2 separate regions of the Homo sapiens genome follow, and region 2 is linked to region 1. The links are chromatin contacts, found by Hi-C in ENCODE. All regions are on one chromosome and are shown on one strand. The core of a region is the stretch at or near the end of the contact, and the rest is flanking DNA. Distances in the headings are between cores, read along the strand shown. Region 1 holds the start of EFCAB10 (EF-hand calcium binding domain 10). Region 2 overlaps LOC101927902 (a long non-coding RNA gene).

The links. Hi-C counts contacts between places; a loop is a spot of excess contacts on that map. Pooled maps may share reads with other maps.
Region 2: a pooled map shows a loop between it and region 1 (6-fold over the local background). The contact joins the enhancer-like site here to the promoter of EFCAB10 in region 1. A Hi-C loop is called at or near these places in 5 of 37 single-sample maps with no recorded cell type and 6 of 50 pooled maps.

Annotation. Positions count from the first base shown.
Region 1 is chr7:105,577,316-105,582,800 of GRCh38, reverse strand. EFCAB10 (EF-hand calcium binding domain 10) reads left to right here and starts at 1,308. Exons shown (of 5, transcript NM_001355526.2): 1 at 1,308-1,443. The coding sequence starts at 1,338. It also overlaps the pseudogene YBX1P2. RefSeq lists enhancers at 893-1,403, 1,404-1,916.
Region 2 is chr7:104,943,375-104,948,848 of GRCh38, reverse strand. The region is part of intron 1 of LOC101927902 (a long non-coding RNA gene); the gene reads right to left. Among named protein-coding and RNA genes, the nearest start is that of LHFPL3-AS2, 19 kb to the right of the region's middle. RefSeq lists enhancers at 3,191-3,260, 3,493-3,787, 3,581-3,890, 4,201-4,250, 4,891-4,950. Within about 2 kb of position 3,673, at least 37 of the 41 ENCODE cell types and tissues checked have a DNase peak (open chromatin) inside an H3K27ac peak, as active enhancers do.

The DNA.
Region 1 (5,485 bases), core at 59-2,558:
CCATTATAGACGCTATCCACGTCATAGGGGTCCTCCACGCAATTACCAGCAAAATTACCAGAACAGTGAGAGTGGGGAAAAGACCGAGGGATCGGAGAATGCTCCCGAAGGCCAGGCCCAACAATGCCGGCCCTACCGCAGGCAAAGGTTCCCACCTTACTACATGCGGAGACCCTATGGGTGTCGACCACAGTATTCCAGCCCTCCTGTGCAGGGAGAAGTGATGGAGGGTGCTGACAACCAGGGTGCAGGAGAACAAGGTAGACCAGTGAGGCAGAATATGTATCGGGGATATAGACCACGATTCCGCAGGGGCCCTCCTTGCCAAAGACAGCCTAGAGAGTACGGCAATGAAGAAGATAAAATCAAGGAGATGAGACCCAGGGTCAGCAGCCACCTCAACGTCGGTACCGCAGCAACTTCAATTACCAACGCAGATGCCCAGAAAACCCTAAATCACAAGATGGCAAAGAGACAAAATCAGCCAATCCACCAGCTGAGAATTCGTCTGCTCCCGAGGCTGAGCAGGGCGGGGCTGAGTAAATGCCGGCTTACCATCTCTACCATCATCCGGTTTAGTCATCCAACAAGAAGAAATATGAAATTCCAGCAATAAGAAATGAACAAAAGATTGGAGCTGAAGACCTTAAGTGCTTGCTTTTTGCCCGTTGACCAGATAAATAGAACTATCTGCATTATCTATGCAGCATGGGGTTTTTATTATTTTTACCTAAATATGTCTCTTTTTGGTAATAACAAACGTGTTTTTTTTAAAAAGCCTTGTTTTTCTCAATACGCCTTTAAAGGTTTTTAAATTGTTTCATATCTGGTCAAGATGAGATTTTTAAGCACTTTATTTTTAATTTGTAATAAAAGTTTACAACTTGATTTTTTCAAAAAAGTCAACAAACTGCAAGCACCTGTTAATAAAGGTCTTAAATAATAATAATAAAAAGAACTCTCCACTGGGCACCCTCAAAATTGCACAAGTTCCTTCTGTTATTAGTTCATGCTGAGTTGTGATGCCAGCACTTCAAGCCTTGTTAATCATTGGATCAACAAGTACCGAGCTAGGTGCTAGAGAGAGATGGAAAAAGGCACCTGGGCCCAGCCCTAAGCCTGGATCGCGGACAGTGACGTTGGTCCACACCTCACCTGCCCTCTCTGCCCTGCTACATGCCCCAGGCTTGCCCTGAACCGTGAGCTCTAGAAATTCCAGGTCCGGGTCGCAGCCACAGGGCAGTCAGGCGTGTCACGTGACCGCGCCGGGTAGAGGGAGACAGAGTCGCACGGCTGAGACGCCAGGCAGTCGCCTAGCAACAGCGGGACGCGGAGCGATGGAGACCAGCAGCAGGGAGCTCCAAGCCGCGGAGTATTTGGAAAAGCATCAGATCAAGGAGGTGGTTAGCTACCTCACCAGCGCCCTCCTTTTCTTTCGGCCGGGTAAGGGCCCCCATGCCCCGGTACAGCCATACCTCCATGTGGGGTTCGCTTCCCACACGAAACCCCCCTCTTACACATTCGCTTTCCACTGCCTCCCAGCCACGTGAGCCCTTCTGCTGTTGATTAACTCTGCGGCCTTCAATAAAAGTCCCTCAGGCTGCAGTACAATGGCGTGATCTCATTTCACTACAACCTCCACCTCCTGGTGGCGATTCTCAGGGGCGATTCTCCTGCCTCAGCCTCCTGAGTGGCTGAGATTACAGGCGCCCGCCACCATGCATGGCTAATTTTTGTATTTTTAGTAGCGACAGGGTTTCGTCATGTTGGTCAGGCTGGTCTCGAACTCCTGACCTCAGGTGATCTGCACGCCTCGGCGCCTCAAAGTGCTGGGATTGTAGGCGTGAGCCACCGCGCACGGCCAAAGTTTTTAATCTGGCAACTAAACAATTGATAGGGTAGGATAGAAGATGTTCTAGAGGGGATCGCTTTTCCTGACTTTTTTTACACATCTGAACCCCCTACAAAATTTGAATCGTTTTGTAATTTGGGAGTGGTGTGTCATTTAAAAGTTATATTTAGGTGAAAATGGTTTTATGTCCTCCCCAGGGTGCAGAATTGTAATTTGCCGACCTCCATATGGAGCGTCCGAAATGCCAAAATTGTCCATTTGCTTCTGTGTAAGGAAGTGGAAATACCAAACATTCCAATTTTGCCAAAAAACACCCAACCAATATCATGTATAGGAGACAGAGTTCTTGCTAGTTGTTTTAAAGTATTAAAACAAATATTAGAAAGAAAAAAAAAGGCCGGGCACGAGATGGCGCCACTGCAGCCTGGGCGACAAAGCGAGATCCTATCTCAAAAATAAAAATAAAAATAAAAAATAGGCCAGGAGCAGTGGCTCAGGCCTGTAATCCCAGTACTTTGGGAGGCCGAAGCGGGTGGATCACTTGAGTTCAGGAGTTTGAGACCAGCCTGGCCAACATGGTGAAACCTCGTGTCTGCTACAAATACAAAAAATTAGCCGGGTGTGGTAGCGCATGCCTGTAATCCCAGCTATTCGTGAAGCTCCTTGGGGGCGGTGACTCACGCCTATAATACCAACGCTCTGGGAGGCTGTGGTGGGCAGATCACTTGACTTCAGGAGTTCATAGACCAGCCTGGGCAACATGGCAAAACCCCATCTCTATTAAAAATAAAAAAACTTAGCTGCACGTGGTGGTGCGTGCCTATAATCCCAGCTACTCAAGAGGCTGATGTGGGAGGATCACGTGAACCTGGGAGGCGGAGGTTGCATTGAGCGGAGATTGCTACTCAAGCCAGGTGACAGAGTAAAACACCTTCTCAAAAAAAAAACTAAAAATAAAGACAAATGTTAATTTTCTTCATCATAACAAGGGATATATTATGTTACATTCGTTATATAAAATATTTGTCAACATTTATTTTTAAATTTCATTTTTATTGAAGTGGATGTATGGGGTTTAAAAATTGAAAAGTACTCCAAAGCTTATAATAACAGCATTCCTGTTGCTATCCCCAGCTTCTGCACAGAATAATTTCAACTCTTTTAGCAATATTCTTTGCTATTTATCTTGAGATTTCTAAATAACAGGCCTATATTGCTGCTGCTTAATGTTTTTCCCTCTAGGTTAGATACTAGCTTTATGCTGTGGAAGATGAAAATGCGCCTTTCTTAAACACACACCTCATACACCTGTTCCCACTCACACCCATCTTCCAGATAAATTTAGATCACAATTTTGATATCCTCAGTATTCAGAATTTTTAATATTGTTAGGCAAGTATCTATAATCCTTATAGTATGCTGATTATATTTCCCTTGTTGTTTTCCCTGGTTAATAATATATTTACATTTTTGGCTTAAATTTGTGTGATCATCACTAATTCATCCATACCCTCTTTTGCCACAGTACAGCTGTCCTCTCATTACATTTGCATTCATTGGGTAATTACCCCCACCACCACCACCCAAACCCCGTACCCCCAGCTGTGTGTCTTCCTGCTCCAGTCTGGACTGATAGCTACACAGTGGTTATTCACGGCTTCCCCTCACTCTGATCCTAAGACGACTCCTCGCCTTTCTAGTGTTCAGAGCCTGTTTTATGGCACAGCCAGTAATCCCTCATTCTTGCTTTACCGCTTTCTTCTGGTGGAGCATATCCTTTAGTGGCTTCCTGAGAGAGCGTGCTTTGAGGGGTAAAGATTTTGGGAACACACGTATATAAAAATGTGAGTTCCTACATTCAAAACTTTTTAATAGAGTGGAGGCTGTGCACGGAGGCTCACACCTCCCAACACTTTGAGAGGCCAAGGCGGGTGGATCACTTGAGGTCAAGAGCTAGAGACCAGCCTGGCCAACATGGTGAAACCCCATCTCTACTAAAAATACAAAAATTAGCCAGGCATGGTGGCATGTGCCTCTAGTCCCAGCTACTAGGGAGACTCTGGCAGGAGAATCACTTGAACCTGGGAAGTAGAGGTTACAGTGAGCTGAGATTTCACTGTTGCACTCCAGCCTGAGCAACAGAGTGAGACTCTGTCTCATAAAATAAAATAAGAGTGGACACAATTTTAACTTGGAACATATTGCCCTCAGAATTTTTAAGGCATTGCCCCATTGTCTTCTAATTTCTCATGTTGCTCTGAAGAATTCTGATGTCATATGTCATCAGATACTTGATCTGGCTATGAGGCAAGTTTATTCTTTCCAGAAACTTTTTAGGATTGTCTTTTTATCTTATCCCTGGTGTCCTAAATATATGCCTTGGAATGGTTTTGTTGTGGTTGCTGTTAATGTTTGTGCTCTAGGTACTTTATGGTCTTATTAAATTTGGAGATATTTTTCTTTCAGGTCTAGGAAGTATTTTTCTTATTTTCCTTACCTATATCTTTCTGGAATTATTATTGGATATTGGACATCTTGGCTTGATTTTCTAATTTACTTTACATCTTGATATGTTGTATAATTTTTATCAGAAGAATGCAATTTATGAATCTGCAGATTCTCTTGAGAATTTACCAAATTGTTATTTTGATGCTCCTCACTGACTTATACTTACATTTCCTGTCTTCATTAGTCGTTCTTTATGGGTAAGATGACTGTATGAGTTATCATCCAAACCGGGGATATTTTGAGTGAAAATAGGTACTATTAATAATTATGCCAGGACAACATGGTAAACTAGGACTGTCCCAGGCCAACTGGAACCTTTGATTATCCTGAATACGGGTATCTTAAACATGATATGAACAACAAAATTTAAAAAGACAGGCTTGGGATGGTGGCTCACGCCTATAATCCCAGCACTTTGGGAGGCCAAGGTGGGTAGATCACTTGAGGTCAGGAGTTCGAGACCAGCCTGGCCAACGTGGTGAAAAACTATCTCTACTAAAAATACAAAATTATCCAGATATGGTGGCACAGTGAAATGCTGTCTCTACTAAAAATACAAAATCAGGTGTAGTGGCACATGCTTGTAATCAGTTATTCGGGAGGCTGAGACAGGAGAATCGCTTGAACGCGGAGGCAGAGGTTGCAGTGAGCTGAGATTGCACCACTGCACTTCCAGCCTGGGTGACAGAACAAGACTCTGCCTCAAGGAAAAAAAAAAAAAAAAATTGAACAGACAAAAGCACCATGGCAGCCAATGGGTCAACTGAATGAAAACTTAATTTTTCTGAGTCACAACATGAGCCCACTTACCTGATCTGAGTGAACTTCAGGATAGTCTCTGAGCATCTCAAACAGTTATAATACACACAGAGGCCTCCATTTGGCCATCTCGGTTGCAACACAGAATCACACTCAAAGCAGCACAGTCATTCCAGCAATCAAGAGTAATTTGAAAGGAATCAAAAAGACTTCAATTCATAATCCACAGTAAAACCACTCAAAAGTCCTTCCTCCTTGTTCCCAGCTGTATTCTCCACAGCAGCTGCAGATCCTATCAGGTTCCAAATTCATGACACTCAGCCCATCCAACTCTTCTGTCTCCTCCCTATCTTGCATGTTTTTCTC
Region 2 (5,474 bases), core at 2,424-4,923, 640 kb after region 1:
TTTTAAAAAAGGCACATACATATATGTAGTTGTATTTCTCCTTCTTAGATAGCATACTCTATGCACCATTCTGCACTTTGTTTTTTTCACTTAATATAGGTTATACTAATACACAGAACTACTTCTCATTCCTTTTTACAGCTGCACAATATTACTTGTGTCGACGTCCCCTATAGGTGGACATTTGCATTTTTTCTAGTCTTTTGCTATTACATAAAGTGTGCATATAGCATCCTTGCATGTCTGAGACTTTAGGATGAAATCTGATTAATCTGCCAGGGTCTACATCTATCCCTGTCTCAAAGTGGGCTATTTCTATAACTTACCCTGATCGTTAAGGTATTACATTTTTCATTTTTTCTTATCTCACTTTGCATGAGAAATAGAGTATAAATAACTCAAGCTCCCATATTCAAAATAACAGGCATCGAGGGGCTTTTGAAGGGAAAAAAAAAAGCAGCAATCAACATTTCTGTGGGTTCCTTATTCAGCAACCTGTGGTCCACCTCCAACCCTCCACCAAGAAGACCAGTCAACGATTATACAAATGCCTCTAGTTCCGTATTCCATAGATTTGCCCTACCTAGATCTACAAAAAAAGTGAGACCACATCCCCTTAGGCAGCATCTTACCATTGCTGTGTGTTGAGGCACCTGCTCCATTCACTTACATATTCAACAAATATTTTATAAATGTGTACTATGTACCACATGTTGTGCCAGGTGCTGAAGACAAAGCAGTGGGTGAGATAAATCCAGCATCTATCCTCCTGCAGTTCAGACAGTGGCTCTTAGCTTCTGTGATTGGCTGAAGCCATTTTTGTTCAACACATGAAAGAGCACTTAAATATTCTTTCCCAAAGACCTCACAGCTTCAAAAATACCAAAATACCACCATCTTCCCAAGGTGAACACTAGACTGTGAGTTTCTCCTCATTTTATGGAAAGTGATGGGAAAACACCCAGATGATTTTGCAGTACTCCTGGTGCTTCATTCTCAGGGGCAAAATTGGGCATAAAACCTAGGTATCTAGATCGTGTCTGCAAAGGAAGCAATTGCTCTAATTCTGATAATCGGCCTTTCCTTTACATGCCTCTGAGACAGGGTCTTGCTCTGTCGCCCAGGCTGGAGTGCAGTGCCACAATCTCGGTTCACTGCAACCTCTGCCTCCTGGGTTTAAGCGATTCTCAGGCCTCAGCCTCCAGAGTAGCTGGGATTACAGGTACACACCACCACACCCAGCTAATTTTTGTATTTTTGGTAGAGATGGGGTTTCATCATGTTTGCCAGCCTGGCCTCAAACTCCTGGCCTCAAGCAATCTGCTCGCCTCGGTCTCCCAAACTGCTGGGATTACAGGCGTGAGCCACCGTGCCCAGCCTACATGCCTCTTCTAAATCAATCATGTTTCATGATTGCAAATTTTGCATTTATTTTGTGCTGGACTCCCAAGTTCTTTTATAATAAACAATAGTCACCATTTATTAAATATTCACTAGGTTCCAGGCATCCAGGCTAAGCCCTTTACACTAAATCATGTAGTCTTCCCAATTATAAGTACCATCATGGTAGCCATTGTATAGAGGAGAACACTGAGGCTTAGAGAGGGTCAATAAAATTCCCGAGGTCACACATCTAATAAGAGCAGACATGATTAGAGAAGTCACATCAATAGAGGTACAGAAGTCTCTGGTATGATGAATAAGCTATAGCTCAAGTATTAATAGTAATCATTAACTTCTTTTTTCTTTTTTTTTTTTTTTTGAGATGGAGTCTCTGTTGCCCAGGCTGGAGTGCAGTGGCACAATCTTGGCTCACTGCAACCTCCACCCCCCAGGTTCAAGTGATTCTCCTGCCTCAGCCTCCAGAGAAGCTGGGATTACAGTGGCCACCACCATGCCCAGCTAATTTTTGTATTTTTAATAGAGATGGGTTTTTGCCATGTTGGTCAGGCTGGTCTCAAACTTCTGACCTCAGGTGATCCTCCCACCTCGGCCTCCCAAAGTGCTGGCATTACAGGCATGCATGAGCCACTGCGCTCGGCCTGTAATCACTAACTTCTATTGAGCATTTACTATTGTGCCAGGTACTAAGTGCTTTACGTATATTTATTAGAAGGGAAAAAGATTCTTCCTCATCCCTTACATTTCCTTCCATGTGGAAGAAGCTTCTCTGGCATGAGATTTCTGACCTGTCTCCCTGCTCTTTGACTCATTCCTGCCCAGGAGGGTGGTGGTGGTGGTGAAGAGGGTGGTACAGGAAGAGGAGCAACTTCTCAATGGAGACGCTGGGGAGGAACTGGAGATGCATAGCTCAGCCCATCTCTGTCCTCTTGGCAGCCATCCTCCTCCAGAGCATGCTTTGGGCTCTGCTCTCCCAGGCTCCACTGTTTACAGGGACAGTTTCCAACTGGGGGGCATGCCCCAGCCTGCGTGGGTACCCTGCCTAATTCTGGCATTCACTTACCCACAAATGTAAACCATGGACTCCTATATAAAATGTATCAGTGATAAAGTTGATGTTTTGATCCCATTTGCTTTTTTTTTTTTTTTTTTTTTGAGATGAAGTCTCGTTCTGTCACCCAGGCTGGAATGCAGTGGGGTGATCTCGGCTCACTGCAACCTCCACTTCCTGGGTTCAAGTGATTCTACTGCCTCAGCCTTCCGAGTAGCTGGGATTACAGGTGTGTACTACCACACCCAGATAATTTTTGTATTTTCAGTAGAGACAGGGTTTCTCCATGTTGGCCAGGCTGGTCTTGAATTCCTGACCTCAAGTGATCTGCTTGCCTTGGCCTCCTAAAGTGCTGGGATTACAGGAGAGAGCCACTGCTCCTGGCCAATCCCATTTGTTTTTATTTCTCCTTGCCCAGCTCTTAATTACTCAGAACTTGGGAAGGGAAGAGAGGTTTCCTCTATTATAGTCTCTCAAATCTCCAAACTATTAACTCATTTAATCCTAACAAAAATTCCATTAGAGGACAGGGAGCAATGGCTCATGCCTGTAATCCTAGCACTTGAGAGGTGCAGTTGGGAGGATCTCTTGAGGCCAGGAGTTCAAGACCATCCTGGGCAACATAGTGAGACCCTGTCTCTACCAAAAATTAAAAGAAAAAAAGAATTCCATTAGAAAAGTACTCTTATTATCCTCTCAGATGAGGAAACTGAGCATTTGGCCTTTTGGTTGAAATACAAATATTTGCTCTCAGTCCAGGATCAGATGAAATTAAAGCATATAAGAGTGTTTGCAAACTGTTAAAGCTATGTATACAGAAGGCAATGAGGGTGGTGGTTCTGGCTTTCACACCCACTGGCAGTAGGACTCTGAGCAAGTACTTTCCGGACTTTAGTTCCTTTATCAGGAAAGTGAGGGGTGGGAGAGGCTGATCTGTGCAGATCCTTCCTGTTCTAACGCCTGTGACCACGAATCAGTGATGACTAGCCATTGACTGTTTTCTCCTGGCTTCCTCTGCGTCATTGAGGACTTTTGGATGCTGACTTTTCCCGATTGAGCTAGGCCCAGTCCCTGGGGAACACAGGCCACCTGAAACTCCCCCTCGTTGAATGGGCTGGGCTCAGTCATCTGAGGTTTGCTGCTCGGTTGCCTTTGGTTGCTGCAGCAACATAACACACGCCCACACTTCCGTTTCTGAGAGTGCGATGAAGGCTGATCTCCTCCTGTCGGCCACAGGGGCTCTCCCAGGCCCTGCCGCTCACAGTACTTCCTGGCTTCCTCACAAGGCCACCCGAGGGGAGGGGAAAGAAACCCACTAGTCATTCCTCGGGGGTTGTGGGAGTTGAAGTGAATACTTCCCCGGAAAAAAAAAAAAAAGGCACATCTCCATCAGGTCAGCACTGAGGGGCTAAAATCTCAAGAGATTCAGACTCAGTATTAAGAGACTGATTTGGCTGGGCGCAGTGGCTCATGCCTGTAATCCCAACACTTTGGGACGCCGAGGCGGGCGGATCGCCTGAGGTCAGGAGTTTGAGACCAGCCTGGGCAACATGGTGAAACTCCGTCTCTACTAAAAATACAAAAAATTAGCTGGGTGTAGTGGCAGGCACCTGTGATCCCAGCTACTCGGGAGGCTGAGGCAGGAGAACTCCTTGAACCCGGGAGGTGGAGGTTGCCGTGAGCCAAGATAGTGCCACTGCACTCCAGCCTGGGCGACAGAGTGAGACTCTGTCTCAAAAAAAATAAAATAAAATAAAGACTGATTTAGAACAGTGTTTGTGAACAGGATTTCTGCTTGCTGACGCCGTTGGAAGAGCCTGTGTTTTTGAAATGATTGACGTCATGAAATCTAGTTTGGTCACCAGGATATGGGGTTGACAAAGACCTTGTGGCAGGCCTTTACTATAAGTTTCATCTAATTCTGAAATTCAGTGCTTTCACACCGGAAGTGAGCAAAATAACAAAGAACAGAAAGTGGAAAAAACATTCTGACCTAGTGGAAACTATCTTTTGCCCACCTGCATTCCTGCAAAATAGCAGTCAAATTAGCCCAGATATCTACCTTTGAGGGGGTCCCCAGATGGTGTATCTCCCAAAGGGATTTTGTCGATGAATTTAACGCCCCAGTTATTCAGAAGAGAGTTCTAAAGGCATTATTAGAGGAACCTGAGGTTGTTTCTCTCTGCCTCCATAACAAAATAGCTCACTCTTTTGCACACCTGAATAAAGAAACTACACTGGGATCAGGAAATAAGGGCAGAGCCAGGGCAAATTCCGAACCAATGCAAGAAAACCTTTAAATGCAATTGCCCGGATAGTTCTCCCATTGAGAGGAACAGGATGTGTGCTGGCTTTAGCCAAGAGGAATGGGCTAGATAAGATGAGCATAGATTTTGAACATGCAAAAGGGTGAGGTGACCAGAGGGAAAAGGCGAGCAGCCAGGATAAGAAGACTCCTCTGTCCTTCTGACCCTTGCCCTCACAGGACCTGCTCCTACCAGCAACCAGCAGACACTTCCTCACTTAGGTGGGGGACTGAGGCTGTGGCCCTTGATGGCATTGTTCCCAGAATGGAAAATGTGGGTGTTGGCAACCATATCAAAGGCCTCTGATTGTTTAGAAACCTTTACAGCTCTGATCACCAGACCGCAAAGCCCAAGGGCCGTTCAAGGCCTGTGGAAACTTTGGAACAATAGACTTGGCCCCCTGCCTATCTGTTTTCGTGGCTTTCTGAAAGAGGTAGACGGGGCCTCCAGCCACTCTACGCTCCAGCCCAACCATCAACCTATCAATCTTCTTCAAGCCGGTTCTCACAAGCCAGCACTGGTTAGAGATCGGAGCTGAGATGAGTGCACTCTGCTCTTCAGAGACTGAGACTAGATTGAGAAGAAGGAGGTACCGGATCAGCGTACAAAGTCCAATGGGTGCCAAAAGACTCAGCAACCATGATAAACAATATTTTAATGCAACCACTAAAAAATAAAAATAAAAAATTATCCACGATGAACAAAATATCAAAAAT